Linked DNA regions of Homo sapiens: region 2 is linked to region 1. A link is a loop called in an ENCODE intact Hi-C map of the cell type or tissue named here. Cell type or tissue: heart left ventricle. All regions are shown on one strand. Links, peaks and the distances in the headings refer to the core of each region. The heading gives the core; the rest is flanking DNA. Region 1 has its middle 66 kb from the start of EFNB1. Region 2 has its middle 140 kb from the start of PJA1.

What was found. Hi-C counts contacts between places; a loop is a spot of excess contacts. Peaks named below come from ENCODE experiments on the same cell type or tissue, not always from the same donor. Only the 100,000 strongest peaks of a DNase experiment are listed, where the experiment ranks them.
Region 2: a loop joins it to region 1, with 6 times the contacts of the local background. A loop is called at or near these places in 5 of 110 quality-filtered maps.

Annotation. Positions count from the first base shown.
Region 1 is chrX:68,891,957-68,897,323 of GRCh38, reverse strand. No RefSeq gene overlaps it. Among named protein-coding and RNA genes, the nearest start is that of EFNB1, 66 kb to the right of the region's middle. RefSeq lists enhancers at 1,501-2,012, 2,013-2,526. In heart left ventricle, for the core only: no CTCF peak of the experiment used is centred there; DNase peaks (open chromatin) are centred at 1,691, 2,153 and 2,653; H3K4me3 peaks cover 1,265 bases; H3K27ac peaks cover 2,985 bases.
Region 2 is chrX:69,023,099-69,028,465 of GRCh38, reverse strand. No RefSeq gene overlaps it. Among named protein-coding and RNA genes, the nearest start is that of PJA1, 140 kb to the left of the region's middle. RefSeq lists an enhancer at 1-126. In heart left ventricle, for the core only: no CTCF peak of the experiment used is centred there; a DNase peak (open chromatin) is centred at 3,335; H3K27ac peaks cover 952 bases.

The DNA of each region.
Region 1 (5,367 bases), core at 63-5,062:
ATAAGTATAATGCAGGCTTGAGTTTCAGCTCCCACTCACACCCTTGGCCAGACACCCTCATGCAGTTCACAACCTGTAGCACTGTATGTGATGGCCCTGGGAGACAGCCTGAGCCTTCGAAAGCATGCTCAGAAAGCCTGGACTGGGCTCCTGTAGAGACCCTGCTGCAAGAAAAGCTAGGAAAGTTATACTAAGCCCTGGAACAGCTCAGTAGGTGGAAAAGCACCAATAGAAGGTGAACTGTGCTGTGGCAGTCTGCGTCCGAAGCAAAGAGGCAGATGGCGAGGGCCATACCTGTCTGGGATTCTGAGCGGGGGCTGGAGCAATGGAGTCAGAAATAAAGTTCACAATGAAAACCAAAGGCAGAAGACCTCTGGAGAACAGGAGTCCAGGGCTGATATTTGGGTTACATCAGTGTGGTCAGGACTGAGGATTGATCAAGGAATAGAAAGGTCAGCATTACAGGTCTAAGGAGAGGGCTGGCGGTCTTGTCTTAGGTCCGATCATTACTATGTGTGGAGGCCATGGGCAGTAGAGAATCGGGTCTGCGTGCAAGCCCAGACCATTTGCCCGGCCCAGCACTTCCTGTTCCTCTGCCTTTTTCCAGCCCCAGGATCTCAAGTTGTAAATAATCCTTAGAATACCAGCACACATTTGTTTAGCACCTTTTTTTTTTTTTTTTTTTTTTTTTTTTGAGATGGAGTGTCGTTCTGTTGCCAGGCTGGAGTGCAGTGGCATGATCTCGGCTCACTGCAAGCTCTGCCTCCCAGGTCCATGCCATTCTCCTGCCTCAGCCTCCCGAGTAGCTGGGACTACAGGTGCCCGCCACCACGCCAGGCTAATTTTTTTGTATTTTTAGTAGAGACGGGGTTTCACCGTGTTAACCAGGATGGTCTCGATCTCCTGACCTTGTGATCCGCCCGCCTCAGCCTCCCAAAGTGCTGGGATTACAGGTGTGAGCCACCGCACCCGGCCTTGTTTAGCACTTTCACATCCCAGTTCCCTTGCGCCTTGAAGGAAGCAAATCTCTAGCCCTCTCCATCTTTACCCTGGCAGAGCCCTATTTATCTTTTAAGCCTAGTTCAAATGTCACCTCCTCTGTGAAGCCTTTCCTGACCCCCTGCCCTGGCATCCTCTCTGCTCCCATGGCTTCTTGAATTCCAACTGTCACCACACAGATCACACTGCACTATATCTCTCGGTTGCTCTGTCACCCCCACCACACTAAGGGCCCCTGAGAGCAGAGACTATGTCTGGTTTGCCTCTGAGTCCCCAGGGCCTGGCACTGAGCCTGGAACTGGGAGGGTCTTAAGAAATGCATATTGGGTGGATGAATGAAGCAAAAGGGACACATGTTCACATACAGGTCACTCGTTCCTGGGGTCTGGGAGGCCAGTGAACTTGACAGTTGGGTCAGGGAGTAAAGGTCCATGACTAGTCTCATTGCTGGGCCCCAGGCCATGTCTGGGATAGGGATGAAGGCATGAGCAGCGGGGGCAGGGAGGTGGGATGGGTGCAGTGCCCTATGGAGGGCGATTTCTGCTCGTCCTGGGTCCTTACTGTTCCTCTCTCAGTCTGGTCTCAGGCTCTGGACAAGCTCCAGGAAGGCAAGGCAAAAAGTATACAAGTTACATCTGACCCATCTCTCTGGTGGGCACCATGCCAACATCCTGTCTTGCTTGGCATACCAGAGCAATCTGTGACCCCTCCTTCTCTGGCCATCCTGGGGGGCTCTGTCTTCCTAGAGAAGCCTGAGCTAAGGAGGCCCAAGCCCTGCTCTGAATCACCTGTCCCACTCCCCTCCCACTGAGCTAGGCTGGGGACAGCATGACCGAGCAAGGAGAACTGAAGTCAGGGAGCCTGGCTGCTTGGATTCGTGACTCAGCTTTGCCATCAACCTGTCGGGTAACTGTGGTTGAGTGTGTGATTCTGGCTGACCCTTGGACCATCCCCACTGGGGACTACCGGACTCTCTGAGGGATAGCAGCTCCTGCGAAGGCCAGAGGAGGGCCGGCGTGGGTGCAGAAGCATGGCCCTCACCACCCTGGGCGAGTGGCGTCCGGCGCCCGCCCGTCCGCCCGCCCGCCGACTGCCTGCCTGCCTGCCCGCCTGAGCCTGCACCCGCCTGGCCACAGGCTGAGGAAGCATAATCATGCTGGGCTATTTCAGACCCATTATCTCAGCTCAGCTCCTGCTTCCTGAGCAGGCCCCGAATTAGCCTGGCGCTTTGTTCTCAAGTGCATTTGTCAGATCGCTTGGCCTGTACCTCGGGGAGGAGGGAGAGGAGGGAAGGGAGGGCAGGGGCGGAGAGGGGGGCGGGTAGGGAGCGGGAGGAGGAACTCGACGCTAATTAAGACTCATTAAAAAAAAGAAGACGACAATGAGGAATAAGGAGAAGAAGAAAGAAAAACGAAGTGGAGGGGGGAGGGAAAGGCTTGCTGAGGAAGCAGAACAGCCGCCGGGAGAGACACATACAGAAACGCGCAGGCATACACACGCCCACAAAAAGACACGGAAACACACACAGCTCTCCCTCCCGGCAGCCTGCGCCAGCACTTCCCGCGCTCAGCCCTGCCCTGTGCCAGCCTGGCCGGGGCGACTTAGGCTTAGAACCCTGAGCCTTCCTTCCGGTTCCCCGGGCTGCCCTGTGCCAGCCTGGCCGGGGCGACTTGGGCTTAGAACCCTGAGCCTTCCTTCCGGTTCCCCGGGCTGCCGGGCTAAGGACGAAGCACAGCCAGGATTCAAATCCTGCCCCGGCTCTTCAGTAGCTCTGCAGCCTCTCGGTTTCCACGTTTGTCAAAGGAGAATCCCTAGGTCCACTGAGCAAGGCTGGCAGGAAGGCGTCCGGACATAGAGAGGCTCATCTGTTCGGGAGTGTCTCGGCCCAGCAGCAAGCCTCCAGCTGGCGGTGCCCTCTCCGGGTCAGGCCTGGCTGCGCTTCTGCCTCTGAGCCCTTCTCAGAGCCAGGGGTGGTGCTGTACCAGGGCTCAGGCCCTGCTGGGCTCCCTCCCCTCCCACCACTGTTGGCCTGTGCCCCGCCACCACCAGCCCAGGAAGCTTTAATGGACTATTGCTTGGGCAACAGACAAAGCTGCCCAGGGCAGGGAGGCCTCTGCATCTCCACAAAGGTCCCAAGTATCCCTAATGAACTAACTCTAGCTCTCTTTCTCTCTCAGAATTCTTGGTTTCTTAGTAACTCACATATCCCAAGGCAGGAGCTCAGCTCAGTGCCAAGCTTGCCTTTCACACCACTTCAGCCAGGCCCTGGGTGGATAAGAAGACCTCGGTTTGGAATGTCCACTCCAGCCCTCACTTGCTGTGTCTCGGCCTTCCCATCTGCGAGATGAAGGAACCTCCACTCTCCCTGCCTGCCCCAAGCATGACAGCACTTCATGCCCCCCAGAGAGAGAGGGACTTTGCCAGCTTCTGACAGGTCTTTCAGAGATCAAAGTTCAATTATGTCTTTCTTGCTTGGGTTCAGAGGCATGAGGTCAGAGCCTTTCAAAAGCTCTCTCATCTCAAAGCATTCATAAACTCATCTTGGTGGCAAGAACACCCATCTAGGAGTCAGGCAGTCCTTGATTCAAATATCTGCTTTGCAAATCACTGGCCATAAGACCCTGAGCAAGCCAACTCTCCTTTTGCAACTTTAGTTTCCTCTTCTATAAAATGGGGTTAATGACCATAGCTACTTCATAGAGTGCCTGGTGCACAGTAGATGCTCAATACGTTGGGCTGTTATTATTACTCCTCCCACCTCCTTTTCCCCATGTCATCCCCACTCTATCTGGCCCAGCTTGGAACCACATCCCTCAGAGCAGCCCAGGTGTCCTCAGGCCTGCAGGGCAGAAGGGGTAGAGGGAGGCCCCTCTCAGAGAGAGCTGGGACAGGACAGCAGGGGTCCATGTCGTCCCAGGATTCTTCCTTACACTCTCTGGTGGAGACTGGGGACAGGATCACAGGAGCTCAAAGTGGGTCACAAGGGCTCAGACCAGCCCAAGCACTGAGATCAGAAACTGGGGCTTCGGCACAGGGAGTAGTCAGGTCTAGGAGCAGAAAGGGCATGAGCCAGGGTTGGTAGGCCTGGCTGCCAGTCCCAGATTTGCCGAGGACTCTGCATGCCCTCAGCTGAGTCCCTGCCCCCATATGGGTGTCAGCCAGTATCCCCTCCCCCAGAGATGAGGCTGCAAGTGTTCCTGGCTGCCAGAGAGGAGGTCGCTGCTGAGCCCCTACCTCACTCAGTGAGGTCAGCTGGCAGGCCTCCTCCCGCTGCCCTCCCCCATGCTTCTCCACTCCCCACTTTGGCAGGACCATTTCTTGCAGCCTCTTCTGCAGCGCGCCCTCTGAGCCTTTCCACCCCACATTCCTGTGCAAGCCTTCAAGCAGTCCCAGACTGAGCTGGGGCTCGATGGGATGCTCTGTGAGCTGAGTTCCCATTGTCCGCAAATCGGGACCAGCTGTGAGCAGCCTGACAGCCCAGTGCTCGTGGCCGCCCCCACTCCCGCTGCAGTTACAGAAGACGGGAGAAGAGTGAGCCCACCGCCTGCCCGCCTGCCCGGGGCTCCCCCCTCAACGCAGCATGATCAGCTCCCTAGCCAGGAACAATCAAGCATTATGAATAAAGATGTGCAGCTGGACAGAGAATTCCTCCACACCCACCTGGCCCACCCAGCAGCTTGCAGCCTTCCTCCCCCGATCAGGCTCTTTCCACCTCAGGGGCACCCCACCCTAGTTGGTACATAGGCATGCAGAGGCCAGTTTCTAGGGGGCACAGGATTGCCCTAGCCTGGCCCTGCCCTCCATAGAGCATCCTAGTCCTCTGGAAAACTGTTGCCTGACTCCATCACACCATAATTGAGGTGGGCTTCCGTACAAGGCATGCTGTTACCTCGGCCCCCAGGGTTGGTGGGGAAGGAGGAAACCAGCCCCTGGGGAGGCTGGAGCCAGGACTTGATTCCAGGGCAGGAAGCTTGGTCAGCCTCAGTGTGGGGCAGGTTCAGTGACAAGAGGCCACAGAGTGGGTGACTATCTGTTGGCAGCAGAGCCATAGGATTCTAAATACTCTGAGCATTGACAACAGTGTTCTAGCCAGGGCCTGGCATGCAGGGAGTAGCATCCAGACCCAGGAAGGGAGCTGGCAAGTCTTTGGGTGGGGCCTTTGGATAGAGTATCTACCCTGTGGGGAAGAGACGTCCTCTGATGGGCAACAAATCAGACATTTTGGACACATGTATGGCTGGGGGTAGCAAGGAAATCACAATGGACACAAGTTTGGCCCGGGAGTCTCTCCCAGCCCTGGGTGCTACAGCCTATAGAATGTGAGAAATTCCAAATACCCTTCCCATCACACCTCCTCCTCCCCTTACC
Region 2 (5,367 bases), core at 247-5,246, 130 kb before region 1:
ACTTGACCCTTTGCTGGACTCTTCTTTATTTACACATCAACAGATGATTGACAGGCCCCAAACCCAGTGCCTGAGTACTAGTCCTCCTTATTCATACCCACTGTTTCAGATTAACCCAACATCTCTTGTCCTCATGCCTAGAAAGCTCTCTATGGACACAGATAACGCCTCTTTATAGATGAGGAGACAGAGGCTCAGTCTTGTGAGGGAGGTGGCTCAAGGTCCCAAGACAGGTACGTGATGGAGGAAGGGTTAAAATCCAGATCCCGATGGACTGCAAAGGCCTTTCTCCTTCCTCTACACCACATGGTTGGGAGAGAGCTGGGACGTTGGGATTGTTCCTGAGGCTCTAGGCAACAACGGGGACAGCCAAGTCCAGGCCAGTCCAGGTGCTCACCCCAGGTGTTTCCTCACAAGCTTTTCCTCAGACGTCTTGTCTCTTCCCTTTGCGGAGTAAGGCTCAGAGGAAATGCCTCACCACTCTCCAGGCATGTGCTGGAGGCTGAGGACTGCTGTCTCATAGGGGTAGGAGGAGGGCTGGTAATCTCAGCACAGAGGAAAGCCCCTCCTAGAGCCAGTCTGGCCCTCTCGGCACCCTCTCAGACATTCTCTGGAGCTCTTGCCAAACCTCCCCTGGGTTTTTCCAGAGGTCCAGGGAAATTCCAGGAGTCAAGGACGTCAATGTTTCTGACATACACAGTCACAGCATCCCACAAATGTACCTGGCTGATCACACTCAGCTACAGTCTCTCTTTTGAATATGGGTGTGTAAGCAGGCCTGTGCATGTACACACACATACACACATGCTATAAATGATGAGTCAATTCCACAAGCCTCCTGCAGAAGCCCATATCTTCTCATCCTGTTTACATTTCAGCGAGTCCCACCTCACGTTGCCCTGAGTGTGTGTACAGGTCACAGCAATGCTGAGAGCAGCGTGGGCCAAGCGCAAGACTGGAGCTTCCACCCCTCCTCCACTGGTTTCATGCTCATTTTCTTTCCTTTTCCTGTTCCTCCTCCCAGACAGAGTTGCCTCCCTCTTCCAAAAGGCCACCCATGCTTAGCCACCCCTCACCTCGACACACACATATCATCGTCCCAGGTCTCACTGTCACAAAGAATAAAGCTGAGAGCTGAGTCTGCTGGGGTGTGGGTGGCGTCAGGCCCAGAGAGGTCACATGCAGCTGCCCCAGCTGGCAGGAACGTTCTAGAGAAATGGGTGGAAGGAAGCATTTTAGGAGCAGCAGGCCAGGCCAGAGAGCCCTGTTGGGTACTACGGGCCCAGGCAAGAGGTCTACTTCAAGAAGATTCCATTAGGGAAGTAAGACAAGAGGCAGTGCAACATAGCGACTGAAAGCAGACTGGAGCCAGACTGCTATGTGACATGTGATAGTTACTTAATCTGTCTGTGCCTCATTTTCCCCATCTGTAAAACTGAGATAATAATAGCAACCTACCTCACAGGGTGGTTTTGAGGTCAAGTAAATGAATACATGCAAAATGCTTACACAGGGCCTGGCACAGAAAAGCACTACATAGAAGTGGGGTTATCTTTTTTTTTTTTTTTTTTAATGAGATGGCGTTTCACTGTGTTGCCCAGGCTAGAGTGAAGTGGTGCAAACACAGCTCACTGCAGCCTCCACCTTCTTAGCTCAAGCTATCTTCCCACATAGCTGGGACCACAGGCATATGCCACCACATCTGGCTAATTTTTTTATTTTTTTGTAGAGACAGTGTCTTGCTATGTTGCTTAGGCTGGTCTTGAACTCCTGGGCTTAAATGGTTCACCTGCCTTGGCCTCCCAAAGCTCTGGGAATACAGGTGTGAGCCACTGAACCCGACTGGCTATCATTTTAAGGATCAAAATTATCAGTATTTCTCCATGACCCCCAGTCACTTACACAAACACACACACACACACACACACACACACACACACACACACAAAACCACTCGTATTCTCCTTCCTCTGCAGGTGTCAAATCAGCCTACAGATCTCCAAGCCAGTGCAGGCAGAGGCCGTATGACACAAGCAACCTCAGTCACCACTCATCCTCCATCTACTGGCCAGTCCCCCTCCAATAAATAAATTTCTGATTCTGACCCCCAGCCCAGGCCAAGGCTCACATTGGCTCATGAGAACTGCATGTGCATATCTCTTTACAAAGCTGTATCCAGTGATGTCATATTCATAGCTTGAATTCAGCCACTGTGGGAGTATTTATACCATGGCAATTGGCAACACTACAAATCAGAGATTTTTTTCCCCTCCCCGTGAGCAAGCTGTTAAATATTTACCAGCACAACATTACTTGTACCAACCTTTCATTTCTCCGCATTCCACCCTGGGGCCCTTCTCTACATGACACTTGCTCTTCTTCCAGACGCTAAATCCAACTGTAGCTGACTCCCTGCAGCAGCATTGCCCCATCTGATTAATATCCTGTGACTACTTCCTCTTGGAACCTCAAGGCCCACTGTTGACTGTGCCCCTGCCCTTTGGCACCAAACTTTGTCCACCAGGGAGCCCCCTTCACCGCTAGTCAGACCTACTCCCCAGCCCCCATCCTAAGCAAGTATGGGAGTCTCATGCCAGGCCCCTGCCCCATCCTTTCCTCTGCCTGCACAGTGTTGCCCTAAATTGCCAGTAGGCTGGTATCCAAGTCCTGAGCAAGCCATGATGAGGCATCTGCTGTACCTCTGAAAAGCAGAGTATAAGATTTTGCACGTTGGATGGTTTGCTCCATGAAGGAGCAAGAGACCTGGAGGGGAAGCATGACCCAGGGTGGTGGTTATCTTTTCTTGTGGGCTGAGTGGGCCAGTTTATTTATTCATTAGAATAAAAGCTGCATGAAGGCAGGATTTGACATCTATTTGTTTTTTTTGCTGTGTTCCCAGTGCTTAGATCAGCACTGGGCCCTTACTAAGTATTCAATAAATATAAGTTGAATGAATAAATGAATTAATCTGCTTATTCAACAAATGTTTCCCCTAAGCTTTTATTTGTACCAGGACATTTTAGATCCTGGTGATACAGAAAAGAGCAACATATGGTCCCTGCCTTCAAGAAGCTTCTGGTCCCATGGGCCACAGATGTGGCCGTTAGCGAAACCCGGGAGTCCCTCCAGGACGGCTTGTGAGCACTGGTGCAGATGGGAGCAGGGGCAGGGGCTCCCAGCTTCCAGACCAAGATGGGGTGCTGTGTGGGCCAGAGAAATCACAGTGTTTGTCTGCACGTGCTCAGTGGATTGTGCTAGCTGCTGGCTGTTGGCTGAGGTGGCCGCCCAAGGTCTCTTGGCCAGAACACAGCTCCAACTCCTTCACTCTGGCCCCGCCCACCCAAAGGAGCAGAGCTGTTGGCCAAGAGAGAGGAGTCAGGCAGGGAATCCCAGCCCCTCCCTGCCCCTGACTGGGCCCGGAAGGGCCTGGCATGCTTCTAATATCAAGCAGCAAATTCAATCAGGCAGATGAGAATTCCTATTATTTTAATATATTTAGAAGAGAGTTTAAGGTGGATTTTGTTCCATGCTGTATATTTTTACAACATGAGGTCAGGCCACTTTGATAAATGCTGTAATGCAGGCAGGAGGGGCCTTGGGAAAGGGTGAGTGAGAGAAAGAGTTGAAAGAGGGAGAGGGAAAGAAAGAGAGACAGAGACAGACAAAGGCAGAGACACAGAGACAAAGTCATAGAGACAGAGAGGCAGAGGCAGAGAGAGAGAGGCAGACATAAAGACTGTATGTGCATCTCTGGATCCATTTTTGCACATATGTCTATGACTCCATGTGTGTTTCTGTGTCTGTTTGTTGTTCAAGTCGACAAATCCATTTGGGGATAAATAGGATGATTTTTCCACCTGCAGGAAGCAAGGCAGCCAAAGGCTGATTGGGGCTGCTCCGCTCTGCTGCTCTCAGAAGGCCTTGGGCTGGGACTCGCATTGCTCCCTAGGCCAGGCTCCAGGCTCTGCTTAGAAACTGAGATGCAGGCAGGCGGCCAGAAAGGCAGAGGCAGTCAATCCTTAGCAGGAGAGAGGCACTGGGCCCCCGGGTGCCCCCTGCCCTGCTGGCTCTGCCACGTGACTCCATTCTCACCTTCCCCGGAGGATCCCCATTCCGCTCTTAGAAGCCGGCATACATGGCTCCCAGCATCCAAAACAAATACCACTGGAGCACAGGGACTCACGGTGCCTTCTTTGAGACCAGAATGCATAAGCATGGCAGGAAAGGGTTGACTAACCAGGTTGAAAGAAAAATTTTCTAGTCTGGAGCCTGGGGGATGGATAAGATGACCTTTGGAGGTCTTTGTCATGACAGAAATATTTGACTGAAAGTTTTCTCCTAGTGTCAAGCTTGGGGAAGAGGATGGGATGGGCTTCTCAGTTTCTGGAGAACTTTCCTTGGCTCAGAGTCCTGAGAAAGGGTCCAAGTTGTTGAAGCTGGTGCCAAAAGCCCCTGGCCCAGTCCAGACCTGGCAGGTGACCTAGGCAGCTGCTGAATCCATCTGCCTGCTTTGGACAAATGGCACCCTTACCAGCATGGTGTGTGTCTGCCCACTTAGGGCCTGTACCGGTATCCAGGTGGTGGATGGGATCACATCCACTTTCATTAGCTCCTGCAGTGGGTACACCCAAGACACTTGGGAGGGAGTAAGCTTTGTAAACCTTTCCTCGAGGAAGGAGGAGGCAGAGGGACTCCCATCTGCTGTCTTGGCCTCACTACCAGGCCCCATGGAGCAGCCAGCTCACAAGAGGAACAGGTCTGCCTCAATCATCTCTTCAGCCTAGCTTGGTGGTGCCCTTTTTTTTCCTTTTTGGAGAAGGGCCAGAAAATGACCACATAAAGGACTAGAGGACAGGGAAAGTGAGAATGAGAGGAGGAGAAAGACAAAGGCCACATTATTATCTCTTCAAAAAATTGTAGATGGTTCTTCAAAGCAGGATGATTGGCTGGGCTTGTGGCTGCCTCTAACTATGAGCTAACCTTGAGATAGGGTTGGTGGCCTGGAAACAAAGTGTCAGAGTTGGAGGAGGCTTTGTCTCTGCTCCTGCTGTTCACTAGAAGATGGCAAGTTGTTCTGTGGCTTGTCCCATCCCTGTGCCCCCTCATCCACCATCATCCTCCAAATGAGGCCTAACCACTACCACCCTCAGGGATGGCATATGTGCCAAGGCCAAGGGATATGGTCAGCTCTTGGCCCTTTGGAAAACTTTCACTGTCAGCATTCAAGGGCTGGGGATCAGGCAATACTTGGCCTTATCAATTTCTGTCTCTTACGCCATCAAGGAGCTTCCTTTGAGTGCCTGTTGTATGCCTCTAAGGAACTTGGGCAGAGAGGGTAGAACATGCATAAGCACCAGGAAATCTAAG